Linked DNA regions of Homo sapiens: region 2 is linked to region 1. Evidence: read pairs that join two places in POLR2A ChIA-PET (ENCODE). Cell type or tissue: A673. All regions are shown on one strand. Links, peaks and the distances in the headings refer to the core of each region. The heading gives the core; the rest is flanking DNA.

Region 1 (16,664 bases), core at 5,209-13,208:
TTGTTTGAGATGGAGTCTCACTCTGTGAGCCACTGCACCCGGCCTTATTAAATTTTTTTTTTTTTTGGTAAAAACAGGGTCTTCCTATGTTGCCCAGGCTGGTCTTGAACTCCTGGGCTCAAACGATCCTTCGACCTCAGCCTCCCAAAGTGCTGACATTATAGGTGTGGGTAAGCCACCACACATGGCCTATGCAGCTTGTTTTAGAAGTTTTCAAAAATTAGCATTATTATTTATGTTTCAAGATCTGATCCTACGGGTCTTAAACAGAATCCCCAAATCAGTGAGACTGGTATAGTGCTGAATAGTGTGTATGTATCTCTAAGACTTACAAGAGAATGATTTATAATTACATCAACTTAGTAATTGACCATAAGTGATAGCCATATAAAGTAGAATATCTTTTTGTTTGTTTCCTTCTTTTTTAAAAAATTTTAAATTTTATTTTGTCTTTACAGAAAGTAGAATGTTTGATCTGGAAGATTCAATTTCTTGTTAAGTAGATATTCTTAAGAGGCCAAAGCAGTTAGCAGAAGATTCTCTGATGAGCATGGGGAATATTGTATATTAGTATATTATATTTTATTACTTTTTATTATCCCTGACAGTCTTAGGCAGTAGAAGTGCCTGGCAAGTCCTGCTCCCAGAGATGATGCTTTGTTTATTCAGCTAATGATGTTCATCGCTTTTAGTCATTGTTGGATACATGCGGAAGAATGTTTATTTTCTAGCTCAACATTTGTTTTTTTTCTTTAAAGCTTCTAATTTCCATATTGCTATCTGATTTCAACACTGCAGCACTACAACCATTGGTTTTCTTGCATTTTCCATTCCTAGATAGAACATTCAATGTATTAATAATTTCTCTTGCTATTTCTGTTGGCCACCAGGGTAACATTTGTATTTCTATTAATTTTATAAATTGTTGTTCCCTATATAGTGAGGCCTATTTCCTCTTTGTACTTTTTAGTTTCCACCATGGAAACTAAACCACAACAGATCTTTCTTTGTCTAGGCCTTTATTATGTCTCATCGCCATACACTTGGTATCGGGCTTTGTTCCTAGCAGGGATTTATTGTCTTCTTTTTTTTGAGACAGACTTTTCGCTCTTCTTGCCCAGGCTGGAGTGCAATGGCACGATCTCGGCTCACTGCAACCTCTACCTCCCAGGTTCAAATGATTCTCCTGCCTCAGCTTCCTGAGTAGTTGGGATTACAGGCATATGCCATCACCCCCGGCTAATTTTTTTATTTTTAGTAGAGACGGGGTTTCACCATGTTGACCAGGCTGGTCTCAAACTCCTGACCTCAGGTGATCCACACACCTCGGCCTCCCAAAGTGCTGGGATTACAGGGGCGAGCCACCACATCTGGCCTATTGTCCTTTTTTTGACCAGTTACTATGACTCCCTGTCTTCACCCTTCTGATTAATACATTTTAATATTCATATTATATATTTAATTGTTTTGGGTTTTTGAGATAGTTATTCAACACAGATATGAGAAAAAGGGATTTTCATTAAAAGCAACTTGGTGGTATTTTCACATTTCAATAGAAAACTAGTTTCATTTTATATCCACTTCTACAGTTCCTCAATTACATAAAATTTGGTTGTTGTTTTCTTTCTTTCTTTCTCTCTTTTTCTTCCTTCCTTCCTTCCTTCCTTCCTTCCTTTCTTTCCTTCTTTCTTTCTCTCTCTCTCCTTCTTTTCCTTCCTTCCTTCTCTTTCTTTTCTCTTTTATTCCTTCCCCTCCCCTCCCCTTCCCTCCTCTCCCCTCCCCTCCCCTCCCTTCTCCCCTTTCCTCCTCTTCTCTTCTTTTTCTTTTCTTTTCACAGGATCTTGCTCTGTCCCCTAGGCTGGAGTGCAGTGGCGCACTCCTGGCTCAGTGCAGCATTGACCTCCTGAGCTCAAGTGATCCTACCACCTCAGCGTCCTAAGTAGCTGGGAATACAGGCGTGTGCTACCACACCTGGCTAATTTTTTCATTGTTTGTAGAGACAGGGTTTCACCATGTTGCCTAGGCTGTTCTCAAACTCCTGGCCTCAAGTGATCCACCCACCTTGGCCTCCCAAAGTGTTGGGATTACCAGCATGAGCCACCGGATCTGGCCTGGTTGTAGTTTTCTGATTTACTATTAGATGAGATTATTTTTATTTGTGTAACCAAAGAGCATATTATATTTATGTATACTCTTCTTTTTGTAGAGTTAGCCAGTCAGTGGGTGTATCTGTGTGCCTGCAGGGCCAGGCAGGGAACCTAAGTGAGGAAAGTGAGCAGGGAAGTGAGCAAGGATGCAGCTGAAATTTCAGCATTGTCTCCACTAGGGGACACGAGGCCAGGGCTGTTGGTCTTTTGTTCACTGCTGTGTCTGCTCTGCACAGAGCAGTGTCTGTGACATAGTTGGTGCTCATTAAATATTTGTTGAATGAATGAGTGTGTCAAAAGGTCATCTAAGAAAGGCAGTGTGAATTTTTAAAGATTTCCAGATTTTGAAATCATGGCAGCTAGTTAAAAATTTTAAGAATTGTGCAGGTCACGTATGTTTATTGCGGCACTGTTCACAATAGCAAAGACTTGGAACCAACCCAAATGTCCAACAATGATAGACTGGATTAAGAAAATGTGGCACATATACACCATGGAATACTATGCAGCCATAAAAAATGATGAGTTCATGTCCTTCGTAGGGACATGGATGAAGCTGGAAACCATCATTCTCAGCAAACTATCACAAGGACAAAAAACCAAACACTGCATGTTCTCACTCATAGGTGGGAATTGAACAATGAGAACACATGGACACAGGAAGGGGAATATCACACACCGGGGCCTGTCGTGGGGTGTGGGGAGTGGGGAGGGATAGCATTAGGAGATATACCTAATGTTAAATGATGAGTTAATGGGTGCAGCACACCAACATGGCTTATGTATACATATGTAACAAACCTGCACGTTGTGCACATGTACCCTAAAACTTAAAGTATAATAATAAAAAAAAAAAGAATTGTGTGGGTCAAATAAAACATGTCTCCCAAGCTGCAGGTTTTTCCAGTTTATGTCCTTTAACCATACATTTCCTGTCATGTGCCATGGACACAGAGCCTTCTGAAACCCCAGTTAGATCAGGAAAGCCTGTAGGCCTCCAGTTTAGACTCCTGACATTATCTCCACCTGAGATATGAGTGCAAATATCTAAAATAAACTACTAGCCTGGTGCAGTGGGATCACTTTGGGAGGCCTAGGCGGCTGGGTCACTTGAAGTCAGGATTGAGGTCAGGAGTTCGGAACTAGCCCGGCCAATATTGTGAAACCCTGTCTCTACTAAAAATAAAAAATTAGTCGGGCATGGTGGTGCACGCCTGTAATCTCAGTTACTATGGAGGCTGATGCAGGAGATGTCATTGGTTTATCTCCAGTTAGAACTAATGCTTCTTGGCTGGGTGCGGTGGCTCATACCTGTAATCCCAGCACTTTGGGAGGCTGAGGCGGGTGGATCATTTGAAGTCAGGAGTTTGAGATGAGCCTGACCAATATGGTGAAACCCTGTCTCTACTAAAAATACAAAAATTAGCCGGGCATGTTGGCGGGTACCTGTAATCCCAGCTAGTTTTAGCAATTGATGGTACAGTGAAATTATAGTTCTAGAAGTTGGTAGTACTATTTTTATTTTTATTTTCAAGGTCACTTAGAAACTGCTTTAAATGGATGGGCGCGGTGGCTCACGCCTGTAATCCCAGCACTTTGGGAAGCTGAAGCGGGTGGATCACCTGAGGTCAGGAGTTTGAGACCAGCCTGGCCAACATGGTGAAATCCTGTCTCTACTAAAAATACAAAAATTAGCCAGGTATGGTGGTGCACACCTGTAATCCCAGCTACTCAGGTGGCTGAGGCAGGAGAATTACCCGAACCCAGGAGGTAGAGGTTGCAGTGAGCAGAGATCGTTCCTCTGCACTCCAGCCTGGGCAACAGAGCAAGACTCCATCTCCAAAAAAAAAAAAAAAAAAAAACAAACCCCAAAGATTAATAGCTCATGTTATTATTTTCAGGAGCTGGTGATGATACACGAACTTGGGGGCCACCTTTTGTTGGGACAGAAAGTACATATTATCTCAGTGTTAACCGAAATAAAAAAGTAAGAATATCATCCCTTTTTTGCTTTTTGTGTGTAATTCTCTTATAATAGCAAAACTGTTGATATCATTGTGGCTTGTTTTTTTCTTCCTTAAAAAAATTAAGATGTAACTAATATTTCAAATAAATTAAAATTCTATTCATTTACCATTCACTAAGTAGAAATAATGGAGCTTTTTACTACTCTTTCTTACCTACTAAGTAACTTAGAACATTTCATAAGAATTTATAATGGAAATAATTTTATGAAATAGAAAAATTATTTGATTCCTTACATTTGTTATTATTAGGGAATAATTGCCTAACACTCGGTATTATACTTTAAAAACATCTCCTATCATCCTTGTTAGCATATTAATATATCCTCATGGTAAATAGAATCAGTAAAGATGATTTAAATATTTCTTCATGCATAAAATAAATTTAAGAGGATGATCTATGATATGAATGGCTTTCTTGTCAGCAATAAGAAGAACTTTCATGGCTGGGCACGGTGGCTCATGCCTTTAATCCCAGCACTTTGGGTGGCTGAGGCGGGCGGATCACGAGGTCAGGAGATCGAGACCATCCTGGCCAATATGGCGATACCCCGTCTCTACTAAAAATACAAACATTAGCTGGGCGTGGTGGCGTGTGCCTGTAATCCCAGCTACTTGGGAGGCTGAGGCATGTGAATCGCCTGAACCCGGGAGGCAGAGGTTGCAGTGAGCCAAGATTGCACCACTGCACTCCAGCCTGGGTGACAGAGCAAGACTCCATCTCAAAAAGTAAAAAAAGAAAAAAAGAAAAACTTTTATGATAGTATTTTAATACACATACTTTTTTTTTTTTTTACTTTTTATTTTAGATTCAGGGGATACATGTGCATGTTTGTTATGTGGGTATATTGCATAGTGGTGGGGATTGGGCTTCTTGTGTTTTGGTCATCGAAATAATATATATATATATATTTTTTAATTTTTAGAGTATTGCTGTTAATATCAAGGATCCAAAAGGGGTGAAAATCATCAAAGAGGTACAGTATGATGTATAGAAAGCATCCTACCACCTAGGTTATAATTAGGGTTTGGAATATCAGAGCAAAAGTGTTTTAAAACTCAATTTTATGGGTGATCTGTACGTTTGCAACAAATACCTTTTAAGTATTTACTTTGATTTGTATACTTCTTTGTAAGTGTGATGTGCTTTAAATTTTTTGTATATTGTGTATCATTATGGTGCTAGCTACTATTGACTGAGCACCAACTCTGCAGCAAATCCTGGGCTTGGGCACTTTGCTCACATTATCTCCTCTAATCCTCAGATTTTACCTTGTAAATGAAGTATTGAAATCTCATTTACATAAAAGGGAATTGAGTTTCCTGGTGCCTAAGTGATGCTCCAAGATTCCCTAGCTAGTATGGGGAAAAGCTGACATTTGGATCTGGGTCACATCACTGGAAAGTCCAAGCTTTCTCTAACCCTTACTCAGATGACCAATATATCCAGACCTGATCTGAGCATCTTTCTTAGAGGAGCTGGAAGGCACAGTGGTTAAATTAAGGGTGGATACCTTTGCATGGGATTTGAATCCTGCCTTCTGTGCTTACTGGCTATATGACCTCAGACAGGTTACATAACTTCTTTGTGTCTCAGTTTCTTCATTAGTAAACTGGAGGTAATAATAGTACCTACTTTCTTTCTTTTTTTAGAAACAGTCTCGCTTTGTTGCCCAGGCTGGAGGGCAGTGGCATGATCTCAGCTCACTGCAACCTCCACCTCCTGGGTTCAAGCAATTCTCTTGCCTCAGCCTCTGGAGTAGCTGGGATTACAGGTGTGCACTAGCACACCTGGCTAATTTTTGTAATTTTAGTAGCAATGGGGTTTCACCATGTTGGCCAGGCTGGTTCGAACTCCTTACTTCAAGTGATCTGCCTACCTTGGCCTCCAAAGTGCTGGGATTTACAGGTGTGAGCCACCGCGCCCAGCCCAATAGTACCTACTCTCTAGGGTTGTTGTTAGAATTGAGTTAGTCTTTGTAAAATGTGTAGACGAGTGCTTGCCACATAGTCAGCACTCATGAGGTATTAGCTATTATTATTCCTATGTTCCTGATGTTGGATTCATCATGTGGGATAAACCTTGTTTGCCATCCTTGTTAAGGTTTAAGTTGAATCTAATGGTTGTATAGTATTCTTCTGTATTCAGGGGATTGGTTCTACTAGAACCTCCACATATACCAAAATCTGTGCATACTCAAGTCCTGCAGTCGGCCCTGTGGAACCTGCTTATACAAAAAATTGCCTGTCAGGGTACATGGGTTTTGCATCCAGTGAATACTGCATTTTCCATCCACGTTTGGTTGAAAAGAATCCACCTAGGGGTGGACTTGCACAGTTCAAACCCCTGTTGTTCAAGGGCCAACTGTACTTAGGGCTATTTGGTTAGAGAACCAAGTCTCAAACTTATTTATTTAGAGACAGAGTCTTGCCGTGTCACCCAGGCTGGAGTGCAGTGGCGCGATCTCGGCTCACTGCAACCTTTGCCTCCTGGTTTCAAGCAATTCTCCTGTCTCAGCCTGCGGAGTAGCTGAGTCCACAGGTATGTGCCACCATGCCCGGCTAATTTTTATATTTTTAGTAGAGATGGGGTTTCACCATATTGGTCAGTCTAGTCTCAAACTCCTAACCTCAGGTGATCCACCCGCCTCGGCCTCTCAAAGTGCTGGGATTACAGGCGTGAGCTACCGCGCCTGGCCTCAAACTTTATTTTTTACCAAAACATTAACTTAGCTTCAATTGCTCTGCTGCTGCTTTATGTTCTCTGTCTCAGTTATTGAAAGATAATCTTTAATTATTAAGATCAGAATCAGGGACCATTCTTTTTAGTTCTGCTGGATCAATGCAGCCAATTTAGAATTTTCGTTAACTAGATATATTTTGAACCCAAAACTTGAAAATCATCCTGATCTTACCACTCTTTCTTCCCATATCTTTCCTGTAGCATAACTTAGGTTTGTTTCTGTTTTTCTTTTGAAACTTGGTTTGATTTTTCTAAATTGTTTTCCTGGCCTCAAGCAATCCGCATGCCTCAGCCACCCAAAATGCTGGGATTACAGGTGGGAACCACCATGGCCAGCCAATTGCTTTTAGATAGTTATTACAATTAATAAGTTATGTATCTTACTATCTAAAGGAAAAATTATTTTTTCTCTAGTCTTTCATATTTCTGGTACAGATTTCTCTTCTGGCCTTAAGAGTAGCAAAAAATGCCAGGCATGGTGGCTCACGCCTGTAATCCCAGCACTTTGGGACGCCGAGGTGGGCGGATCATGAGGTTAGGACTTCGAGACCAGCCTGGCCAACATGGTGAAACCCTGTCTCTACTAGAAATGCAAAAATTAGCTGGGCGTGTTGGTGCGTGCCTGTAGTCCCAGCTACTTGGGAGGCTGAGGCAGGAGAATTGCTTGAACCCGACAGGCGGAGGTTGCAGTGAGCCGATATTGCACCATTGCACTCCAGCCTGGGTGACACAGTGAGATTCCATCTCAAAAAAAAAAAAAAAAAAAAAAGGATTAGCAAAAATAACCCCTCTCCATTTAGGCCTTGGTGGCTATGATTGCTAATACAATGAGTTTAGTTTATAGAAACAGTTCCAAAGTATTACACAAGGCAATCAGCTGGATACATGAGAGCTTCAAAAAGTATGACTCCTTTGTCAGCTAGGCTAACCAAAAACAGGTTGTGTAAAAACTGAAACTCTGCCTAGAAAACCTATATGAAACTTAGTATTATTGTGGCAATATGATTTGATAACTTCTGATCATGTCTTATCCAATATTTCAGACAATTTTCTATGTTAATTAGTTGACAGTTACAATATCATTATTATGGGCATGTGTTATGGTCAGCAGAGCAATGCATGAGTTTTATTTTCCTATAACATTTTGTTATGAAAAATTAAAACATTCAGAAAAGTTGAAAGAATAATGAACTCTCATTTATCCTATGCCTAGATGAAACAAAAATATTAGAATTTTGCTATATAGCATGCAGTTTATTTTCTTTCTTTCTTTTTTTTTTTTTTTTTTGAGGTGGAGTTTTGCTCTTGTCTCCCAGGCTAGGGTACAATGGTGCGATCTCGGCTCACTCCAACCTCTGCCTTCTGGGTTCAAGCAATTCTCCTGTCTCAGCCTCCCGAGTAGCTGGGACTTCAGGTGCCCACCACCATGCCTGGCTAATTTTTGTAATTTTTAGTAGAGACGGGGTTTCACCGTGTAGGTCAGGCTGGTCCTGAACTCCTGACCTCAGGTAATCTACCTGCCTCAGCCTCCCAAAGAGCTGGGATTGCAGGTATGAGCTACTGTGCCTGGCCAGCCTGCAGTTTATTTTCTTTAGTGCTTGTAGTAGTGTTTTTTTTTTTTTTTTTGAGACAGTCTCACTCTGTTGCCCAGGCTGGAGTGCAGTAGTGAGAATTTGGCTCACTGCAGCCTCCACCTTCTGGGCTCAAGCAGTCCTCCTTCTTCAACCTCCTGTGTAGCTGGGACTACAGGCATGTGCCACCATGCCTGGCTAATTTTTAAATTTTTTGTAGAGACGAAGCCTTGGTATGTTGCCCAGGCATGTCTTGAACTCCTGACCTCAAGTGATCTATCCCCCCGACTCAGCCTCACAAAGTGTTGGGATTACAGGTGTGAGCTATTTGGCCTGGCCAATTACTGTGTTTTTTTTTTTTTTTTTTTTTTGAGATGGAGTCTCACTCTGTTGCCCCAGGCTGGAGTGCAGCAGCACGATCTTGGCTCACTGCACCTCCACCTCCTGGGTTCAAGTGATTCTCCTGCCTCAGCCTCCTGAGTAGCTGAGACTACAGGCACGTGCCACCACGTCCAGCTAATTTTTGTAGTTTTTGTAGAGACAGGGTTTCGCCATATTGGCCAGGCTGGTCTCGAACTCCTGACCTTAAGTGATCTGCCTACCTAGGCCCCCCAAAGTGCTGGGATTTACAGGTGTGAGCCACTATGCCCGGCCAATTTATTTAAAAAAGATTTTTTTTTTTTTTGAAGCAGGTTCTCACTCTGTCACCCAGGCTGGAGTGCAGTGGCATGATCTCGGCTCACTGTGACCTCTGTCTCCCAGGTTCAAGTGATTCTTGTGTCTCAGCCTCCCGAGTAGCTGGGATTACAGGCATGTGCCACCACACCTGGCTCATTTTTTTGTAATTTTAGTAGAGACAGGGTTTTACCATGTTGGCCAGGCTGGTCTTGAACTCCTGACCTCAAATGATCTGCCCCCCTCGGCCTCCCAAAGTGCTGGGACTATAGGTGTGAGTCACTGCACCTGGCCCTTTAAAAACATTTTTAAAAGTATGTAGTCACAATTGAAATTTTGGGAAAAAAATTTCCCAATTTTTTGTAAAATTTCTGTAAAATTAAGGTTTACAATGCTGCATTGTCCTCTAATTCCCGTAACAGCGGTCTGGGCATCACAATCTGGATTTTGTTCCTGACAGTTCCTGGTTTACTGGGCTATAGTTTAGTAGCCTGAAGAAAAAAAACTCCAGTGGTTCTTAAATACATTTAAAACTCTTTGGGAAGAATGCATCTGAAAGGTGTGAAAACATTTCAGAATCCTGCTTAAGTGCGTTAAGTGCATGTTATAATGAGGAATATTACATAATAATAGGGATGCTGAGTAGTAGAGATATTGTGTTTAGGTCTGTTTTTGGAGACAAGGTCTAACAGTCTCCCAGGCTGGAGTGCAGTGGCGCCATCACGGCTCATTGCAGCCTCAATTTACCGGCTCAAGTGATCCTCCCACCTGAGCCTCCCGAGCAGCTGGGACCATAGGTATGCACCACCGTGTCTGGCTAATTTTTGTAGAGATGGGATTTTGCCATGTTGCCCAGGCTGGTCTTGAACTCCTGATCTTGAACTCCTGGGCTCAAGCAGTCCACCTGCCTTGGCCTCCCAAAGTGCTGAGATTAGAGGAGTGAACAACCACACCTGGCCTATTTAGTTTTCTTGTAAAGGTTTAAAAAATGTTTTTCATTGATTTAGTGTACTTACATTCTAATTTTTCTACCTAATCTTTTGAGAATCTATTTGGACAGACCATGTAGTCTAGATATTTATTACATTTGAAGGATGCAGAATCCATTCTGCATGTACTTACATGTACTTACAAAAACTTTAATAGCCATTATTTTACTGACAGTAATGCTTTAAGTAGTTGACTAGAACTTCTATGTTTATCTAATTTGCTTCATCAGTCCTGTGATTTTTCTGAGCTATTACAAAGGGAGAATCAATTGTGTAAAGTTAAAATTCTATCATGTGGGGATTTGTTGAGTGGAAGTCTGACTCATGTTCACCTCTTCCATCAGCTTGCAGCTGTTTGTGATGTGTTTGTGGAAAACTATGTCCCTGGCAAACTGTCTGCAATGGGCCTGGGATATGAAGATATAGACGAGATTGCTCCTCACATCATCTATTGTTCCATCACAGGTATTTCAACCCCACACCCTTGTCAGTTAAAAGGTTTTCCAGTTTCTGTGTTTTCTTATTGCTATAAGAAACCTTTTGCTGGCTTTTTTTTTTTTTGGAAGTTATTCTGTTTTCCTTTTTCCAAGGCCGTTTAGGTTGCTGAACTTACTTTTTTCTTTTTTCTTTTTTTTTTTTTTTTTTGAGACAGAGTCTCGCTCTGTTGCCAGGCTGGAGTGTAGTGGCGCGATCTCGGCTTACTGCAACCTCTGACTCCCTGGTTCAAGCGATTCTTCTGCCTTAGCCTCCTGAGTAGCTGGGATTACCAGGCACGCGCCACCACGCCCAGCTAATTTTTGTATTTTTAGTAGAGACGGGGTTTCACCATGTTGGCCAGGATGGTCTCAATCTCCTGACCTCGTGATCTGCTCTCTTCAGTCTCCCAAAGTGCTGGGATTACAGGCGTGAGCCACCACGTCCGGCCTTGGCTGCTGAACATTATTAAGAAACATTAACCTAAATGAATATTTTCATAAATTTATTGGCTATTTGTATTTCTTCTTTGAATTGTCTGCCTATAGTTTTGCTAAGTTTTATGTTGATGTTTTGCAAATGTTTACAAAATACTGTTATTAACTCTTGCATAGGTGAATTTACAGTTGAAAACAATTCTTTTTTTTTTTTTTTTTTTTTTTTGAGACAGAGTCTCACTCTGTCGCCCAGCCTGGAGTTTAGTGGCATGATCTCGGCTCACTGCACCCTCTGCCCCTAGGTTCAAAGGATTCTCCTGCCTCAGCCTCCTGAGTGTCTGGGGTTACAGGTGCCTACCACCATGCCTGGCTGATTTTTGTATTTTTAGTAGAGACAGTGTTTCACCATGTTGGCGAGGCTGGTCTCTAAATCCTGACCTCAAGTGATCCACCCACCTTGGTCTCCCAAAGTGCTGGGATTAGAGGCATGAGCCATCACTCCTGGCCTACAGTTGAAATGTTAATTGGCTTTAAGATAATAACATAGGAACCCAAGGTATCCCTTCAATATATTCAGAAGCACTAAGCCAAAGGAAGGAAAAGAGTGGCATAAAGTCTTCCAATTGTTCAGCCCTTGCCAGTGAACCTCTTATATATGCATGTATGTGTATGTTTAGGCTAAAGGGAAAAAGTCACGGTGTTACTTAGTTTTCTATATAAGTACTTAACTCTTAATTAGGGATGCGATAGAGAAAAGTGACTCATAACATAAAATGTTATATTAATAGTTTGCATCAGAAAAATTCATAATATTTTAAGTTTTTACTCAGTCATCCACCAAATATTTACTGCAAGCCTTTGATCTTCCAGGCAATAGACTCAGATTCTGGAATACAGGAGTGATAAAAATCCATCTGTGCTCTCTAGAGCATTTATATGCTAGGTTAGGGTGATAGATAGTAAATAAATAAGCACTTTTGTTTTTGTTTTTGGTAATTGAGTCTGGTAGTTGGCAAGGGGGTGGGGTGAGGATAAGTTATTTCAAACTGGTAGGTGAGAGAATGCCCTACCCATATGGTGACATTTGAGTAGAGACCTGCATGGGGTAAAGGAGTGAACCACATAGCTACTGGCGAAGAGGGTTTTAGGCAGGACAACACCAAGTGCACTAGCCACCACACCCGGGTAATTTTTTGTGTGTTTTTCATAGAGATGAGGTTTTGCCATGTTGGCCAGGCTGGTCTTGAACTCCTTGCCTTATGTGATTGTGTTATTCTATTCCCAGTTCCACCTGTAATGCAGAGCACATGATAGGGGTTCCACAGCCAACAGCAGTTTCTTTTTTGGAGGCAGTGTATCTCTCTGTTCCTCAGGTTGGAGTGCTTTGGTGCAATCTCAGCTCACTGCAACCTCCACCTCCTAGGTTCAGGTGAGTCTCCTGCCTCAGCCACCCGAGTAGATGGGATTACGGGCATGTACCACCTTGCCTGGCTAATTTTTGTATTTTTAGTAGAGATGGGGTTTCACCATGTTGGCCAGACTGGTCTTGAACTCCTGACCTCAAGTGATCCACCCACATCAGCCTCCCAAAGTGTTGGGATTACACGTGTGAGCCACTGTGCCCGGCCCTGATGATTAACTTTTGTACTGAATGACAGGTTCTGTACTTGGTAGATGATTCTTGGCCACTAGATCTCACTTTTTAAAATGTGCTGTTTTATAGATCCATAATCATATTTTCATTTTTCTGTCTAAACAATATTTATATGTGTGACAGAGTGAGGGAGAGATTTTTTTCCATCAGAATCTTGTAATCTAATGGAAATGTTGAGGTTTAAAATCTTAATATAGGTAAATTATCTTCTGAATTATCATATTACCATAAAAACGCTGCATAGCCAACAAATGCAAAATGCTATATGACAATAAGCATTTATTTCTGTTTCCCATGTCTGTGGTTGGCTGGGATTCAGTTGATACAGACTGGTTAGGTTTGGCTCCAAGTTGTGCATTGGGGGACTGGTATGCTCTGCATGTCTGTTATCCTCCTTGGATCAGTGGCCACCAAATGCATCTCCCCTCATAGGGAAAGGTGGAGTGCAAGAGAACAAGCCCATTTTCACCAGTGTGTTTAAAGCCTGTGCTCCCAATGCATCTGCTAACAAATGGAGTATTTGTCAAAGCAAGTCACATGGCCAAGTCCAATACCAATGGGTGGTGAAATACATTCTGTTTCAGAGGGAGGAACTACAAAGTCACATGGCATAGGGTGTGGGTTTCGAGCAGGATGACAATTGAGAATAATAATACATTTTATCACATCATCGAGTCAAAAAAAATGTTAGTCTACTTGGGAAGCCCACACTTCCTAATGATTCACATTTATAACTAACTGGTTAGGGTCAAAAGTTCTTCTGGGCCTTGACTTAATGATTGGAGAGTCTCTAAGTTTTCTTACAGTTCTCAAATTCTGTATTAAAATTTTAGTGTGGTGAAATGGCATTGGAGATAGATTATATAATTCAGTAGTTCTCAGACAAGGAAGAATGGTTCTATCATGTGCTTTTTAGTGATATTATGGAGGAATGAGAGGGTGATAGGCAGATATGTGTAGTCTGAAAACGTACCTCTCATTATTCTATAATCTCCTAATTCCCACCTCCTGACAGTTATTAGAATAACATCTATATACTCCGTTCTCCTTTATTTCCTGATAATGAAACAGATCCAGACCTAAGGTCACACAGCTATTTAATAGCAGATGGGTTTAAAACTCAGGCTTCTTGTCTTAGTAGTAAGTGCCTCTATGCTTTCCATACTTAGACATATCAATAAGTAATGACAGATTTTGTAATTAGGTGACACTGAACAGTGCTACTTGAGAATAATATATTTTTGCCATTTTCTTTCGCTTGTTAATTTTATTTGCAATAGTGGAAGTCATGAACAAATTTATTAGTCAGGGAGTCTAAATTTCAACAGATTCTTCTGGAAGCCAAAGTCATTCATGAGTTGTGAGTTTGTGTGCATATAAAGCAAGGTTCATCTCTTTTTTTAAAATTTGATTTTCTTGGCTGGGCGTGGTGGCTCATGCCTGTAATCCCAGCACTTTGAGAGGCCGAGGCGGGCGGATCACCTGAGGTCAGGAGTTCGAGACCAGCCTGACCAACATGACAAAACCCCCGTCTCTACTAAAAATACAAAAATTAGCTGGGTATGGTGGTGGGTGACTGTAATCCCAACACTTTGAGAGGCCAAGGCGGGCGGATCACCTGAGGTCAGGAGTTCAAGACCAGCCTGACCAACATGACGAAACCCCGTCTCTACTAAAAATACAAAAATTAGCTGGGTATGGTGGGTGACTATAATCCCAGCTACTTGGAAGGATGAGGCAGGAGAATTGCATGAACCTGGAGGCAGAGGTTGCAGTGAGCCGAAATCATGCCATTGCATTCCAGCCTGGGTGACAGAGTGAGACTCCACCTCAAAAAAAAAAAAAGTTTGATTTTCTTGGTAATCAGTGTGTCTGTGTGTGTGTGTTTTTTTTTTAATAAGACTGATTACATCAGTCTAAAGTTGCACATGTTGTGATTGAGATCCTAGACTTTCCTGATATTTCCCAATGGTATTGCTCTCTTGTCAGTGCTGTCCAAGCCCAAATAGTTTGTTCTCACTCACATGTTGGCCCTATTGCTGATGAGAGTAATCTTAGAATGGCTGGGAGATTGACTTTAATGCACTCTGACAGTTGTGTGGTTGAAATTGCCTCAGTCTATGAAATCTGGTCTGCAGGACAAAAATGCTAGAGTGATCACAAGGGAGGAAGGACCTGATTATTTTTATTAGCATGGTCCTCTTATCATTTCAGAGGAAGCTGAGTATGCACATTAGGGGGCAGTGTTTAAACAGCTATTATTCACTAGGAATTATTTTTGTGAAAAGGGCAGTGTTTCCTGTGTACCACTGGGTAGGAAGATTCTCTGAAGGACATATTTATATTTGTGAAGTGACCACTCTATATTTCTCTATACTTTTAGAAGTACAATGGTATTTCCCCTAACAATTTAATTTTAAGTTGTACCTTCTTTCCCTCGTATCTTCTGAACATGTTATTAATTATAAAAATTTAGCAGTAGGAATCCTCGCCACTACATTTTAAAATGTTATTTCTCCTGTTCTTGTTAATTTCATTACTCTTTCTTTCTGGAAGGATAAACATTTCATTATATTATTGACTAGACTGAGTTTGTAGTGGGAACACTGTACATGTCATTTAATGAAGTTTCTTTTTTTTTTTTTTAAAGGAAGAGGGTTTGAAAAGTGCCTTTTTTATTTTTGTGAATTCCTCAGGGACATTTCCTTAATCTCTATTTATATAGCATTACATAGAGTTAAAATCATACAAAATATATGTGTTTAAAATATGAAGACATACAAGGTAATGAATAGTACAAAATTCAAGAGAATGATTAACCCTGGGGAGTGGGGAGGTAGGATATGGGACAGGGAAGAGAGAACCACAGAATTTCAATTATATTCACAAAATAAACTGACTGGCTGGTACATGAGTATTCGTCATTCTGTATTTTATGATTTAAGTGAGAATAAAAGATTCAGAAATGCCCAAATAGCTCCCCTCCTTATTTCCTTCCTTTCTTCCCTTTCCTACCCCCAAACAACTATTTCTTGATCTTCTGTATATTCCTGGCTGTGTTGAGTGCTCAGGGCAAACAATGTAGACATTGTCCTTGCATTTTTAAGGAGCTGACAGCCTAGGTCAGAGACATTCTATAAACAAGTTAAAACATATAATAAATACAACATGTATTAGCAAACTATACTATTATGAAAGAATGAAATAGTACTGTGGTGGAGATTAACAGAGGAGGGGTTGCATGCTGTAAATGGGCTTGTCAGGGAAGGTTTTTTTTTGAGGGGGGTAACATTTAAGAGACCTGAAGGATGACAAGGAGCCAGCCATGTAATGAGCAAGGGGAGAAGTGATTGAGGCAGAGAGAATACCATGTGCAAAGGCTCCGTGGTAGGAAAGATCTAGACGCCTTTAAGGATCTAAGAGAAAGCCGAAGTGTTTGGAACACTAAAAACTGAGAGCAGTATGCTTGAAAAGATACTGCAGAGGTGTGCAGGGGCCATGACATGCTAGGATGGGTCTGAGCAGTGGAGGGGTAGGATCATAATCTTTAAAAGAAGTAGGATTTTTCAGTAGAATGCAGATTAAAAAAAAAGAGGTAGAATTCAATTCCTGGTTGACTGACTTCATTATAGGCATTGGAGATTGAAATGGGGCTCAGGTTTCACAGAGTAGCTATAAAGATAATTTTTTAAAGATTATTAAAGGCCCTCATAGTGTTTCAGAGTCAATAGCAGAGAATGGTGAGCCCAAATGGATGAGGCAAATTATTTAGCAACTGCATTCTACATTCATATCACAGCAACGGGAATACAAAACAAAACACTGCTGCAGTTGGATTCTTACGGCATGAGTTAGTCTGTGTGTGTGTGTTCTTATTTTCGGCATATTCACCACATAACTATAGCTTTAAAAAAAGATAGAATAATTAGAATAGGATCTGCAAATCCATA
Region 2 (16,664 bases), core at 3,020-11,019, 840 kb after region 1:
GCAGTTTTAGGTTTTCAGAAAAATTGCTCAGAAGAAAAGGTACAGAGAGTTCCCATATACCTTCCCCGTCCTCTCCCCAGTTTTCCCTGTTGTTAACATGTATTATTTTGGTACATTTGTTATAATTGATGAACCAATATTATTACACTATTATTAACCAGAGCCCATAGTTTACATTAAGGCTCACTCTTTGTGCTGTATATTCTATGAGTTTTGGCAAATACATAATGTCATGTATCCATCATTGCAGTATCATAAGTAATAGTTTAACTGCCCTAAAAATCTCATGGCTTCACCTGTTCATCCCTCATCTCTCGCCTCCCCAACTCCTGCAGAACACTGATCCTTTTATTATCTCTATAGCTTTTGTCCTTTCCACAATGTTATAGAGTTGGACTCATACAGAATGCAGCCTGTTCAGAATAGCATCTTTTACTTTACAGTATGCATTAAGGCTTCTCCATGTCTTTTCATGGCCTGATAACTCACTTGTTTTATTGTTGATTAATACACCATTGTATACACGTGCCACAGTTTTGCTGTTTGCCTATTTAAAACATCTTGGCTACCACTTTTTGTCAGTTATGAATAAAACTGCCATGTGCAGGTTTTTATGTGGACATAAGTTTTCCAGAGGCTTTTTTTTTTCATTATTAAGATCTTCAGTGATTCACCATCTTCTGCTTTTTTGGTTTTTCTGAGAGTAGGCAAAATGGAGTTTCATTTGGAAGCCTTACTTTCTGAAAAATGGTGGGTGAAATGGAAAGTCTGGCTTTCATCCTTTAGGAGTTCATTTAACCCTTCTGATTTTTGACTCATCCATTAAGGCAGTGATAACATACAGTCTGGAAAATACACATAAAGAGGATGGTTATAAAATAATAAGCAAATAAACATTCATTTTACATGTTTCCTTGCACTCTTTACTTCCTCCTCTCGTCCCTCCCTTTACATTTTCCTGCTGAGAAATTTTAAGATTAGATTTCCAAGTTATCTGCTGCTTGAATTTTTCACACATTTTTATTTAGTATCTAAGGATTTCCCACACCACCCCAATTTCCATCCTGGATTAATCATACATTATAAATTCTGAATGTATGCTGACATTTCTGTTTGGTCTTTACAGTTATGATAAAAAGTTAATTCCAAGGTGAGTCTTCATTGGCTAGAAGTGAGATCGTTGCCTCTGAGTTGTGGGAGTAGCCCAGGGTGGTGAGTGAGGAGAAAGGGAGGAAACAGGTCAGACCACCCCCAAGGGAGGAGGATACAGAGGGGAGTGCTGTAATGATTACTCATAGTTGGAGGACATATTAGTGCATCGTAGATAATGTAGTAGGAACCAAGTGCCACAGGATTGATTATTTGTTTATTTTGAGATAAGAGTCTCACTCTGCTGCCCAGGTTGGTGTGCAGTGACACGATCTCAGCACACAGCAACTTCCGTCTCCCGGGCTCAAGTGATCTTCCCACTTCAGCTTCCCAAGTAGCTAGGACCACAAATGCAAGCCACCACGCTGGCCTAATTTTTAAATTTTGTGTAGAGATGGGGCCTCACTATGTTACCCAGGCTGGCCCATAGGATTATTTAAATCAAGAATTCTCTGTCTTCTATGCTAATAGCTTATGCCAAGTCTCGGCAGGGCAGTTCACTGAAACCTGAAATGATGGCCTGAAATGTCACAGGTTGGTGAGGATGCTAGCAATATGGTCTGGGCTCTCTGATTTATGAATTTTGGAAGCTGTGTCTGCATAGTACTGCTAAAAAGGACTGAGAAAGAAAATTATCTGTTTTCTACCCAGTTGCTTTGCCAAGTAAGAACAAAATCATTTGGAATGGAATTGTCTCAACTGATTGATCCACAGTGGTAAAAATAGTCTTTTCCAGACAGGTCAAGGTTACAGCATGACTGTCTGTGGCCATCTGTGACTTCCACTTCAAGCCCGTCATTGGCTCCCTGTGCTTTCTGGACAAGGGCATCACGATCTGACCGTTGCCTACCTCCTGTTGGCTTTTCCTTGTTTCAAAGGCTATATTTCAGATATTCTGAACTTTCAAAATTTCCAGAAGGCCAACATTCTTCTTCCAAATTCTTTAGATCATACTTACCATTTCTCCTAGAATGACCCACCCACTCATCTCTATTACCTTCCTCTCTTACTCTTCTCTGAGCACCCTCCCTAACCCCTAATGGGCTGCATGCCTGGCATATTGTGTGCCCCATTGCATCATTTACTTCCCTTGTTGTGGCACTCTTCTCTCCACCTTGTACTTACCTGATCATGCATCCTCCTCTCTCTACTAGAATGCAAGCTCATGAGTATAGGAGCCAGCTTCACTCCATCATGCTCATGGAGTGGAGCCCTGTGCCCAGTATCTAGTAGGGTCTCAATGAATGAATGAATGAATGAATGAATGAACCTAAAATTAGACTGAAGATGCTTGAAGCACATGCTAAAAGCTGGGGGATTATATGAACAAGACAGGAAATTCATATTATTGCCTTTCACACCACAGCTGTAAGGGCTGTAGAACTAAACCAACAAGCAAATACACACAACAAAAGAATTATCTTCCCCAGATAGGCCAAGTGCACATCTCCAGACTTGGGGTACACACTGCTGGTTACCTACCTAGTACCCATGTGCATCTTTTTCCTTGCTAATAGAATCCCAGTTTTGTTCAAGGGGACAATGTCCTACATTTTAAAAATAAAAGCTACATTTCTCATGTTTTTTTTTTTTTCTTTTTCAGTGGAGTTCACCATCTCAGACAATTCTCACCAGTGAGAAGCAGAAGATTGCTGGCGATTCAGAGAAAGTTTCATTTTCCTGATACGAAGGTATCCTTTCCTTCCTGTTGCCTGTCTTCCTCTTTTTTTGCCTGGAATGTAAAGGAAAGGCAAGAGTAGACTCACTGTAAGTACACAACTACATTCTAAGAAAGTCAGACCAGAAAGACGGAAAGAGCCTTGAACCTTAAAAATATGGTGGAGCCTACCTTCAGATGTGTCATCAGAGAAAAATAAACTGGCTAAGCCACAGGAGACTAATTTGTGTTCTATGCAGAATGCCACCTCTGAGTGACACAGAGCTTTATCTCTAGGCTCCTGAAGTGAGTGCTTTTCAGTGGGGTAAAAACAAAAAACCCCAGTTTTTGTTTGTTTATTTGTTTGTTTTGAGACGGAGTCTCACTCTGTCGCTAGGCTGAAGTGCAGTGGTGAGACCTTGGCTCACTGCAACCTCTGCCTCCCGGGTTCAAGCGATTCTCCTGCCTCAGCCTCCTGAGTAGCTGGGACTATAGGCACATGCCATCATGCCCAGCTAATTTTTGTATTTTTAGTAGACACAGGGTTTCACCATGTTGGCCAGGATGGTCTCGATCTCCTGACCTTGTGATCCACCCACCTTGGCCTTCCAAAGTCCTGGGATTACAGGCATGAGCCACTGCGTGGGGCCAAAAAACACCCCAATTTAAGCCCCTGTTTTGTATGGCCTAATGTGTAGAGGACAAAGGAAACTAGCCAGGCCCAAACATTTGGTCATTCAACAATCAAATTGTAGGTGGTTCAGGAACCATTAGCTCTCTCATTGAGGGGACATCTGAATACTCAATCTTCAGAAGTTGCAGTAAGTCAGATCAACAACTGCAAACTTCTTTTCCCTTCATCTCTTCTGTCTTGCTTTCCTTTCTGGACTCACTTCCACTACCTGCTCTCTTACCACCCTAGTTCTCTTTTTTGTCCTTTGTATGATGCTGTATGGCCATTTAAATTTCCCTGATTATCTGTTGGCTTTTGCAGAGGTAGCTGTCAAAAACTACATCTGAGACGATTGCATACAGTAGGAACTCTGGGACCCAAACATGTTAACTCATCCCCAGCTGAGACCAACTCTTAGAATGGTGTCTTGAAATTTCCAAGTCTTTATGGTTTACAAACTTCTGTTATGGCTCTAGGAGGTCAAATAACTTATCTTAGAGGTTTTACAGTCTGGAGGGAGGGGATGGGAGGTATGCATGCAAATGTGCACATGCAGGAATTTCCAGGAAACTTATTTAAAATGCTTCTTTCTCTTTCCCACTCCTGGAAATTGTGATTCAGTTAGCAGAGCCCAGGAACTTGAATTAACAAGCACCCAAATGTTTTGACTCAGGGGGTTCCTGAGTCAGACTTGAAGAACTATTGACCTATGATGGGTCTGAGGTGGCCCCATGTGCTGAGCTGGCCCCGTGTGCTGAGCTGGTCCCCATCTGACAGCAAGGTCTTGAAGAAAATGAAACTGGAATTGGGTCTTGGGGGGCCAAGTAGGTGAGGGATATGGAAAAGATAATTGACACAAGGGAGGGGAAATAATGCTAAAAAAGAAGGATGAGATTGTCAAAATGCAAAGTTTCTGTCTCCACAGAGGTATGAACCTATCAATGTTGTCCGTGTACATTATGGTGACAGGGTATTAGTATCAAACTGTTTTGCTTAGGATAACCATGGCATCCTGAGTATAATAGGTCATGAAACCAATACAATGCAATACATGTGAGCAACTTAATTATACTTGTCATGGTGTTGAGAGCATTTAAATTATGATATGCTGGCATGGTCCAACCTGGATCATTTGAATTCAGCAGTGCGTGCGTATGTGTGTGTGCTCATGAGTGTGTGCAAGGGAGAAGGGGGCACAGTACATCTTGATTCATGTAATATCTGTGTGGTCGAGAGAATTCTCATTTTCCATGAAAGTAAAACAGATTGAGAACTAACAGTTCATTACCTCTGGGCCAGACTTTTTCTCCTTGGGTCAAACAATCAAGTGTTTAGAGCCGAGTCTGAGCCTTAAGAAAACAAGGCTGACCATGGAGCATTTGGACCCATGAACACAATCTTGCTGGGGCTGGAGGGGTCAGAGCTGCTCACATCTAGACCCACAGAAGCGAGCTGATGAGACTAATTGGGACTTCTTGTGCACCAGGCTGAGGGTAATTGGGTCCCTAGACATGTTGACCTTTTCATTTATTCACCATTTAACATGAGCTCTTAGCTACTGTGTTTGGAGCTTAAACTGGTACATTTAAAGCAGCAGCCACATTCTTCTTCTGCGTGTCCATTCATCCTTCTTAGCTTCTTTTCTTTCTTCCTTCCTTCAGTCTGCCCTTCTTTCTGGTCTTTTGAGGAAGATGGAGTGGCCTCTGAGTGGAGGTATTTGCCAACAGAAGGCAAACCTTACTTCTTGTCTAGGCCTCTTTCTAGGGGTGATGGGGGTATCACTTAATAAGGCCCCCAGCCTCAGAAATGGAGTTGAGAATTTGAATAGCGTGGTTCTGCTCCAGCTGCCCCTTCCAGACCGTCTCAGCATGGGCTGGCTGGACTCCCTATTTCTCTGCCCCACAGGCTGGCCAATGGTCTGAGAAGCACTTGGGCACTGGGGCACTGATCTGGCCTTTGTCCCCAGCGGTGTTCTTCTTTGCCACCAGCTGCCTGCTAACTCAGTCTATTCCTGTAGTCAGTAGAGGGGCAAAGTACCCAGTGCACACAGGCCAAGGCCCATGGCATTGCCTGGGCCTCTTATAGCTACAGTATTCGTATCGCTGAGAAAAGAAGGTTCTTGAAACTTTTTCTTGGCTATTGAATGCAACCAGGTGGTCTCCAGGAATCCAAATAAGATGAATAGCAGGTGGGTGCACTTTTGCTCTTTTGTGCTGTAACACAACCACTTACAATAGGGCCCTCTTACTCCTACAGCAGGGTGACTTCACCTCTCATCCAGGAACCCCTGGGCCCTTCCATCCTGAAATAACATGCAAAATATCACTTGGGAGTGCATTTACACACATGGTGCAAAGAGGGGCTGCGTTGTTTCCATCATGCTCTCAAAGGGTTGCTGGGCCTCCCAAATGTAAGACCCATCCCTCTATACTCTCACCTTTACCCTCTGGCCTGAGGTGTTCACATTTTGTTATGCCTAGGACAGGTTGTTTACAAGATACACAGTTAAATATCTTTTTTGAAATTTTAATGTCTTAGGAAAAATAAATACTGCATCAAAACTGCAATTTTGTGGATTTTAAAGTTTGAAGCTAAACTATCTTAAAATGGTTGATTTAAGTAAAAACATCAAATAATGCAGGTGGTGTGCTGATATATCAAATATCAGGAGGAGGGCAGCTTGTTGACCTGTGGGAGCTCACTCTGGCCACGCAGCTTCCTCGTGTCTCCACACAGCCTGCACTGCCGACACCTCACCTCACAGGAACCCCCAGCCTTGCATTTTCTCCCATCTGCCTCACATGATGCAGCTCATAGGACCAGGATCAGGCTCCCTTGTCTTTGAAGCTTCTCTGACTCCTCAGGGGGAGCAGCCCCATGCCTTTGGAACCCCCTGTGGTTTTGTCTCACATCCTGTTCAACAGACAGATGAGCGTCTTTGTTCAAGTGACAGTTTCCTCTGAGGCTGCAAGATCCTTCAGGGAGGACTCAGGTCCCCTCACTGTGGGAAGTCTTGCTTACTTGACTGGTGCCAGGCTTATTATAGAGGCTCAAACAAATTTGTGGAATGCATGAGTGAATCAATGGGTGCAATAATGAGTGGATGAGCGAGTGCATGGGCGAATGACTGAATGAGTGAATGGACAAACAGCTCCTGTGTCTGGCCTCACCAGGAAAGTGTTTCAATTAAGGCACCTTTCGAGAAAATTTTCATAGCTGTCAGACTTTTTGTAACAATTTATGTTAGAAATGTTTCTACATCAGAAAAGCATAATATTAAAGAGCATGATATTACAAGACAAACAACCTGGGTTCTAAATCTGGTCTGACACCAACTGGTTGGTGAGTTTAATGACTACTTTCATTCTGTATGAGCTCTTGGCAGCATTTATGTCATGTCTTGACACTGTTCGTTCCTTAAGATTCTCCTCTCTTCCGATTTCTGTATTTCCTCCACTCCCTTGACTGTCTCAGCCCCTCTCCCTCTTTTCTCTGTTCATCCCTTGATTCCTGCCATAACCCAGGACTCTACTGGGATGGTGCAAAAGTAATTGCCATTACTTTTATTGGCAAAAACAGCAGTTAGTTTTGCACCAACCTAATAGCTGCCACTGCTGCTTTTCTTACCAAATCCCCGCCCAGGACAAACTTCCTCAGGCTCAAACACACCTCAGCTGCCACCAATCTGTTCAGTGCTCTCATATCTCTCTCCAAACTCCCTTCTAATCCCAGACCTTTATTCCCAGCTAATCTTCTGTTACATGTACCTTAAGCTTGGCATTTTAAGAACAGAACTCCTTACCTTCCCTCTTGACCAAAGCCAGTCTGCTGCAATCAGGCACAAACTTTGAGTCTAATTCACAGACTCTAACTCAGATGGTAAGTTAGCTGCTTGAGTCCAAACTGTGGTTTACTTTTTTAGTAACCTGGGACAAGTGACTTCGACTCTCATTATCTCAATCATAATTACCTCACTTATAAAATGGATAGACAAATCCTGTAACACTGAAACTCACCTGTGCATGTGTGGATGAAATATGATTACGTGTGTGAAATTTGTAGCACAAAGAAAGCCCTTCCTTTGGGATTGCCTTTTTTACCTTGCCAACCAAGGGCATTTGTCTCCATTATTTTTTAGTTTTTTCTGCCCCTCTGAAGCCGAATCATTTCCCCCCACATAGACACTCTCGCCTTTGAAGTATGGATTACATATGTCTGTGGGTCTCACTTGCATGCCTGTCTTTCCCTCTAAATTGTGAACTCCTGTGTCCTTACTGAATCTGAATCCTCACACCAGGCACTTAACACACATTAGGTGAGTTGTGTTAAGCTGAATGATACTTTAAAAAAAAAAAAGATATATTACATAATTCTCAAGAAGATTCTAGAAAGAAGACAGTAAAGTCCATGTGCTCAGCCTTTTTTTTTTTTTATTTCAGAACACTGAGTTTCAAATTATTGAATTTACTGACAGAACAGTGAAAATTTCTTAACTAACCTGGAAAAGTTCACTAATTGAAAGGGTCATTTCAGTTGCAATTCCAGAGGCCTTCTGGAATCAGCTTTAGTGTCCTTGGCAAATGTCTAGATAGACCCTCCTTCCAACATGCAGACCGTGGAAATGCCTCAGTTATCAGTTCACCGCCATGTGTGCACTTTTTTTTTTTTTTTGGAAAGGTAGGTTTGAGTATCCCTCCAGCTTTTCTTGAGAAAAGCTGAAAATATGGAAACTTCTTAAGTAATTGATTTAGCTTCCCTGAAGCTCCTAGTTCTTGGCAGGTCCGATGTTGGAAACTGCAATAAGATTCCTTTTTCTGTTGTGTTTTCGACATTTGGTTCTTAATCCATATAAAAGTGCAGTTGCTATGAGGGAATGTTGTTGGGTCACTCAGAACACAGGAAAGGAAAAAAATTATCTAATAATACATACACACCCTGCAAGCGGGGGAAGAGTGCTTCTGATCTTTCTTATATTTTTCTTTCCAAGAAAGTCTTGAAATGGAGGGGGACAAAGGAAGGATTGTGAGAGGGCTTGGAGAAGTGGGCAGCTCAGGGCACCTGCCTGCCCGGAGCTGGGACAGGTGGAAAGTGAGGCATCCGTCTGACCTCCTTTTTGCCCTCCTCTGTTGGGCCTGGTGTAAGTAGAAGGTTGCTACAGGGCTGTGTGGGGCACTTGCTGGAGGCTTCTGACCTAGGCACTTGCAGCTGATGCCTGCTGTGTATTGACTTTCCTCTGATTCTTCCTTCTGCTATTCTGCAGGCAGCAAACAGAGGCCTTGAGAAAACCCTCGAAAATGGCACCTTGGCTGAAAGCCCAAGGGAGGCTCCCATCTCTGTCCATTCAGGGAATGTTCCGCAGGCCTGTTTTTACGTGGGACGTGGCTGCTGCCCTGAACAGACAAGTAGTCATATTTCACTTACTCTTAATATACCCAGTACCCCCAGTACCCCTCTGCCAACTCTTCTGTGACCGGTGCTAGTTTCAGACAGGAAAGGAAGGTGAGTTGCCTCCTCATCAACAGTGGAGGATCACCCTGCTGTGGGACAGCTTTAGAAACCCAGTTTGAACTCCCCATAAGCTGGCTCTATTCACAGAAGGAGAACACATTAATCAATGAAGGCCAAATCTCTGCCTCCCATACCATGCCTCATAGTTTCCATAAAAGAGAGCACATTGGGCTCCATCTCTCTTCACTTCAGTTTCATCATCAGCAAGCTGAAGATAGTGATATTGACCTCGAAATGGGGCTGTCAGGGTTAACTGACATGGGGCATGCAACGTGGGGAAAGGGGAGTGGGGCAAAGAGAAAGTGCTCTGGAAATAGTAATTATTCTTTTATTTCTCTTATATATGCTTTATTATTTTATTTTAATTCCCTTTGTCATTTCACTAACTTCTCTGTGGGCAGCTCTTTCTCTAGCAGAAACCCCTTCTCTTTATTTGTTTTCCGTTTTTTGAGACAGGGTCTCGCTCTGTTCCCAGGCTGGAGAGCACTGGTGCAATCACAGCTCACCACAGCCTCAAACTCCCAGGCTCAAGGATCCTCCCACCTCAGCCCCTTGAGTAGCTGGGATCACTGGCACATGCCACCATGCTAATTTTAAAAAGTTTATTTTGTAGAGACAGGGTCTCACTATGTTGCCCAGGCTAGTCCAGAGTCCCTTTCGTAATTCAAAGTCCCTATAACTCTCTGTTCTGTCAACGTGAAGGCATCAAACACTCTAACATATGTTTGCCGTTGAAAGCCAATCTCTCAGCATTCCCTGTGTGAGGGACCCCAGACACCACACCAGGGAGCTGACCCTTGTGAGACCAGTATCAAGGTGGAAAAAAAGAGTCCAGTGTGGGCTGTGTGTGTGTGTGTGTGTGTAAGAGTGTGTATATGTGTGCATGCATATCTAGAATGTGTTTGGGGTTGGAGTGGAATGAATCAGGGGCTTGGATTCTTGGAAGGGCTTAAAGATTTCTTGGAAGGAGAGACCACAGGGGTGATGACCAGGGAATACTTGAGAAGGCAAGAGCTCCAGGGAGTGGGAAGAGCGATGGAGAGGGGTAATGAAGAGGAAGAGGCCTTTCCCCATCCCCAGGCCCCACTGTTGCCTAAGGCTATTTTAGCAAGCCTGCTGAGCCTTGGGACAAGCCTTGGGGTGAGCAACGAGGCCCTGAGAAAATCCCTGCAGCCTCTGGCTGCAGCACCACGTGGCTTCCTTCGTTCCCAAGGCTTGTCTTCTTGCCTTCTTGCTCATGTTTCCTCAGCTTTGGCATGATGACTGGTCCCAGGCTCCCATGGACCTCCTGCCATTATCTTCCAATGTGCTAACAATATTGTTTCTTCTCATATTTCTTGTTGATTGTGTGTTTCTGCAAGAGAGAAGAAAAGGTTTCCATAACCACTCACATATCCAGCCACAGTGCCTTGGATTGAAAGAGGTATTTCCTACGGAATTTGGTGTATTTGTTCTGCCAGGTTCTGACCTTCTGCCACTAAACTGAAAACTGGAAAGGGAGCTCCCTCTCCTGAATGGTCACAACCCCCGCGGGGCTCCCATAAATCTCATTCTGTTTACTACTGATCTCCTTTGCTCTGCTGTTCTTGGATTGCTGATTCTGAGGGTGTTAATACAACACAACTTCCCATGTAGAGCAACTCATTTAACCAAGAGACTCAGCTGGGACCCTCAGTGGCTAGGAGAGTAGGGGGAAGACTGGTGACAGTCCAGGGTTAATTCTAAAATCAGCAGACCTACCTGATGAAGGAGGGAACAACAGTCTCAGATTCTTATTAAGAGTGATCCTCTTAAACTGGAAGCGTGTTCTGGCACCTTTACTGTATTCATAGGCAAGCCAAACAGTTTTTGTATGTTTGAGAACTCTATTTCATTCTTGGACTTGAAAAGCTTCTCCTTTATTTTTTTCCTTTTCAGAATAGATCTTTTGATAGCTAAAGCAATGTTGAAAAAAGAACAAAATTAAAGATCCCTCACTTTCCAATGTCAAACTTTATTACAAAGTTGTAATAATCAAAACAGAGTGTCATAAAGATAGACACACAGATCAATGGAATAGAACAGATAGCCCAAATATAAACCCTTGCATATGTGGTCAAATGATTTATGACAAGGGTACCAGAACTATTCAATGGGGAAAGGACAGTCTGGTTTGGACTTATCTTGTCTTGTCTTCTCTCCTCTCCTCTTCTCTCTCTCTCTCTTTTTTTTTTTTTTCAAATAGTGTCTTGTTCTGTTGCCCAGGCTGGAGTGCAGTGGCATGATCATGGCTCACTGCAGCCTTGACCTCCTAGGCTCACGTGATCCTCCTACCTCAGCCTCCTGAGTAGCTGAGACTACAGGAATATACCACCATGCCTGGCTAATTTCTTCTTTTGAGATGAAGTCTCACTCTGTCGCCCAGTCTGAAGTGCAGTGGCACAGTCTCGGCTCACTGCAAACTCTGCCTCCCAGGTTCAAGAAATTCTACTGCCTCAGCCTCCCGAGTAACTGGAACTACAGGTGTGTGCCACCACACCTGGCTAATTTTTGTATTTTTAGTAGAGATGGGGTTTCACCATGTTGGCCAGGCTGGTCTCAAACTCCTGACCTCGTGATCCACCTGCCTCAACCTCCCAAAGTGCTGGGACTACAGGTGTGAGCCACCACACTCGGCCTGCTAATTTTTAATTTTTTGTGAAGACAGGGTCTTGCTACGTTGCCTAGGCTGGTCTCAAACTCCTGGGCTAAAATAATCCTCCTGACTTGGCTTCCCAAAATGCTGAGATTACAGGCGCGAGCCACCATGCCCAGCCAGGTCAGTCTTTTCAACAAGTGGTATTCAAAAAACTGGTTACCCATATGGAAAAGAGTAAAGTTGAAACCTTACCTTACAGAATATACAAAAGTAACTCAAAATAGATCAAAGACCTAAACATAAGAGCTAAAACTACAAAACTCTTACCAAAAAAAAAAAAAATAGAGAAAAAGCTTCATGAGATTGAATATGGCGATTTTTTGACATGCATCAAAAGCCCAGAAAACAAAAGAAAAAATAAATTGGACCACATCAAAATTTTTAAAATTTCTATGCATCAAAGGACACAATCAACAAAGTGAAAAGACAACCTATGGAATGGGAGAAAATATTTGCAAGTTATGTATCTGATAAAGATTAATATTCAAAATGTTCAAAGAACTACAACTAAACAATAAGAAAACAAATAACCTGATTTTAAAATGGGCAAATGACTTGAATAGATGTTTCCTTAAAGAAGATATACAAATGGCTAATAAGCATGTGGAAAGATGCCCAACATCACTAATCCTAAGGGAAATGCAAATCAAAACCACACTCCTCACATCCACTAAGGTGGTTACTTTAAAAAACAAAACAAAACAAAACAAAAAAAAACAGAAAATAAATGTCGGTAAGGATGTAGAGAAATTGGAATTTTTTGCAGGCACTGTTGGTGAGAATGTAAAATGGTGAGAATGTAAAATGAGACACTATGATAGTTCCTCAAAAAATTAAAAATAAAATGTTCATGTGATCCAGAAATTCCGCTTCTGGGTATATATCCAGAAGAATTGAGAGTAGAGTCTCAGAGAGATATTTACACACTCATGTTCATTGCAGCATTGTTCATGATACTTATAATGCGGGAACAACTCTAGTGTAGGTCCAATAGGTGAACAGATAAAAAAAATGTGCCGTATACTTACAATTTAAATATTATTCAGCCTTAAAAAGGAGGGAAATTCTGACATTTGCTACAATATGCATCAACCTTAAGGACATTATGCTAAGTGAAATCAACCAGTCAGAAAAAGACAAATTTTCTGTAATTCCACCTACATGAGGTATCTAGAGTAGTCAAATTCACAGAGACAGAAAGTAAGATGATGATTGCCAGGAGCAGAGGGGAAGGGAAAATGGAGAGTTATTGTTCAATAGGTATAGAGTTTCAGTTTTTTAAGATGAAAAGTCTCTGGAGATTGGTTGCTCAACAATGTGAATATACGTAACTACTGAACTATATACTTAAAAATGATTATGATGGTAAATTTTGTTATGTGTAGTTTACTGTAATTTTAAAATTAGAAAAAGCCAGACAGATCTTTTGGTGACAGCAATGGTTGGATGTTGCTTCAAATAGGCCCAGGTTGTAATCCTGGTCATATCACTAACATTAAGCAAGTGGCTGCACCTTGGTTAAGCCCACATCTCCTCATCTGTTAATGCAACATGTGCATTTCCTCACAGGGTTGCTGTGAAGATTAAATGAGATATTATTTGTAAAGTACCTAGCACAAGATCTAGTACATAGGAAGGCACTCAATAAATGTTGTTTCCTTTGCTTACACGTTCATGAGCACACATTGGTGGGAGCCAGTTGGATAGCAAAGGCAATGAGGTTTATGGGGAAAATCTCTTGTAAAGAAGCAGCCACGTGCGTTATGGTCTCTCCCTCTTTGTTTAAGGTGACGGTATGAAGTTCACCTCAGATTCCACTGGTCAGCAATGTTTTGAAGCTGTTCCTGGTTGCTTGCGTGGGACCCTCCTAACTGATGCGGCTGCTAACCTGTACTGAGAGGGAGGCATCTATTCTTCCACATAGAGTTTTCTCAGAAAGTAGTTTTATGCTGATTTTCCACTAGAGATGGGGACTAAGGGAGGCAGGATTATTTACATGTATGGCCAGCATACTGCTGTTTCTTTCCACATCTGCTACTTTCCAATTAATCTCAGAAGTTTTCATTGTGCTGTGTCTTTTGTTGGAAAACTGGTGGTTTCCCAGAAGAGCTAAGTTTCTGTTCTAAAGCTCTACTCAGCAACCTCAGGATATTTGAGAGGGAGATGTGGGTTAGGGTTTTCTGTCTTTCAACCTTAACGTTAAGACATTTGAGAAGAAACCTTAAAGTTTAGAGAATGTGTCTGACCTATTCCCAGGGCTGCTTCATCTATGCTCAGTTGGGTGTCAAATTAAACAATGCTTTGTCTATTGTAGAAGTGTCAGCCAAAGCTGTCCTTGAGTGCCCAGTGTAGCCCTGTCCTGGATAATGGAGTTGGGAGGGTGGAAAAGAGAAGGGGAAGAATAGATAAAAAAAGCAACTTGAATTCTATAATATTCACGGGCCAAATGAAGTCAGTAGCCTTTTTGCTATGTAGAAAGATGACTACATTTTATTAGCCAGGAAATTCTCAAATTTCCAATATCACTGCACTAATAGGAAAGGTATGGTTTCAAAAGCATTCCTAACTCTTTCTTTCTCTATATATTTTTTTCACTTCAGGACCTAAAGTGCCTGAAATAAATTCTACCATTTTATTTTGTTCTCATTTATTTTAATTAATAGGTAGCAAATTGGGTTATCTAAAACATTTTCCTGGATGAGTTTATCAGCTCTATCTCTGAGTCCAGAGTTGTTTAGAGGCCCCTGAGTGGGTGTGTCAAGTGATGCAGCAGAGAAAAGCAGTATAGCCCAGTGCAGGGTCTCCACAGAGTGGCCCATGAACCAGCAGCATCACCTGTGGCTGCAATGTTCAGGTCCTCTCCACACCTACAGAATCAGAATCTCTGGAGGTGGACCCAGAAATCCGTGTTTTAAGAAGCCCTCTGAGTGATTCTGATGCACCACCAATATCAGAAACATGCTTTTACTATCCACAATCCATAATTCATGTATACTGAGCACTTACTCTCTATCTGGCTAGACTCATATATTTTGTCTACTAATTACAACAATCCTTTGAGGCTGATATTTCTCGACAATTTGCATCTGAGAAAAATGAAGATCAAAGCAATTAAATAATTTTTTTCCAACAGATCCATTATATTTTGTTTCTTGGGAACAAGAAGCCTGGCTGTATACGCTTCCTACCAAGAGGTGGAAGGACAGCCTGGCACTGAGCCAGTGGTTTGAGCTTTTCTCCCAGGACCAAATAGACACAATGAATGAGGTCCTATTAGCTATGACTCTCATGATCTCTGCTTCCTAAAAATGTCACTTATTTTTCTTAAGGTCTCAACATATAAGAATATGAGTACACTGTCTGCTGGACCCTTATACTGACTGACAGAACATGATTAAGAGAGGATTTAGTTAACTAATGCCCAGGCTGCACTCAGCATAGAGCATACATATTCTGGACACATTAAATTTTTCCCTGTAATTCCCTCTCCTCCTAATTTTTATTTTTCTGCGTTTTCAGGCTATTTTTTTCTTTCTAAAATGTCATACCAATTCCCACATGTATAAGTTACAACCCACTTTTTTTTCAAGTCCAGTTCTACGTCCTTTAGATCTTTCTTAAATGCTGACTTTGGAAAGTTCATCCTTCTCTCTGCAATACCCATGACCCTTTATCTTCACAATTCAATAACCCTCACAATACCCTCCGAGAGAGCACATTGCACATCACAGGTAATCCAAATTACTTGTTGAATGTAGGAACAAATACAACAGTGAAAAAAATTATACGCATTCTAGAAATATCCGTTTCTTTTAGTGCTGTTACCATATGCGATATGACTGCTATGTAGACATTCTATTTTATATTTTTTCCAGGTACATTCAAAGACTCTAATAGAGAAAATATTCTCCTCTCTAATATTTTATAGGATTTTATTTATTTTACTCTTCATGGTCAAGATCCTCATAAGAATAGTCTACAAATGCAAATGGCAAGTAGGTTCCGTTTTGTGTGCCAGTTTATACTCCAATAGGGTGGGCTGTGAGTCCTTTGCCATTTAACTCAACTGGAAAGCCTTCCGTGGTGCGCAGTGGTGTCTGCCATGGATGAGTGAGCCACAAGCAGCCATTCACAACCCTGTGTTCACCGATCCTCCCATGCAGTTGCCTTCACTTTTTAAAAAAATTATTGTATTTATCTTTCTTTTAACTACTCATCACTATTAATGTACTCATACCTCTCTCAGTGGGCTTTTGCTAGCTTTCTGCTGTGTGCCAGAGTTTCCTTCATGCTGGGTTAGGGAAATCAAGGAAGAAAAAGTCCCATGAGTAAGGGCAAGAGGTGAAATGGCTCAAAGATCTTTCATTGCCTGTTGTGACTTTGCCAGTTCCATGCCTGGAAATACCTGCTCCTCCAGCCTCAGAAGCCTTCCTGCTGCCTGCAGGTGGCACTGACCACCTGCCTGATGCCACTCACATGCTTTCCAAGCCTCAGATCTGGTGCCACAGGATTGCCTTTGTTTACTCCCTGGCCTTTCTCCAACCCCAGGCAGCCATCAGCTCTAGAATGGCATCTGTCTCCTGGTCTCGCTGTGCTGGAGACTGGGCACTTAGGCATTTTTGAATAGATGGATGGCCTGATGGATAAATGAGTGAGTACATAAATATTATAAATTTTGGCCCAATGAAGGACAATGCATCGTTATACAGTTCTAACTGTATCTACCAGTTCACTTGAAAATAATGGATCTGAAGAATGGTGAGGTAAGGGAAATGAGTGATTCCTATTTATTAGGGATTTATTAATCATCTCATTTCACCAACCGACATTCAGAGATCATCACAGGAAAGTGGGAAGCTGGGAAACCTGTTTCTGTCAACTTTTTATTCCATATAAGGATGGCCCATTACATACACATATCCACAGAACATGGGCTTCCTCTAAGAGGAGGAGGGCAATGGGTGCCTTTGGGGCAGGACTTGACTTCAAGTAGCAGCTGA

What was found. ChIA-PET counts read pairs that join two places held together with the same protein. Peaks named below come from ENCODE experiments on the same cell type or tissue, not always from the same donor. Only the 100,000 strongest peaks of a DNase experiment are listed, where the experiment ranks them.
Region 2: POLR2A ChIA-PET joins it to region 1 with 8 read pairs; 2 of 35 experiments call an interaction of 5 or more read pairs at or near these places.

Annotation. Positions count from the first base shown.
Region 1 is chr7:40,184,447-40,201,110 of GRCh38, forward strand. It overlaps SUGCT (succinyl-CoA:glutarate-CoA transferase), which reads left to right. Exons shown (of 14, transcript NM_001193313.2): 4 at 4,049-4,134; 5 at 5,098-5,148; 6 at 10,494-10,614. Among named protein-coding and RNA genes, the nearest start is that of SUGCT, 58 kb to the left of the region's middle. In A673, for the core only: no CTCF peak of the experiment used is centred there; no DNase peak of the experiment used is centred there.
Region 2 is chr7:41,029,606-41,046,269 of GRCh38, forward strand. It overlaps a transcript of SUGCT not described here. Among named protein-coding and RNA genes, the nearest start is that of LINC01450, 58 kb to the left of the region's middle. RefSeq lists an enhancer at 1-4. In A673, for the core only: no CTCF peak of the experiment used is centred there; a DNase peak (open chromatin) is centred at 6,416.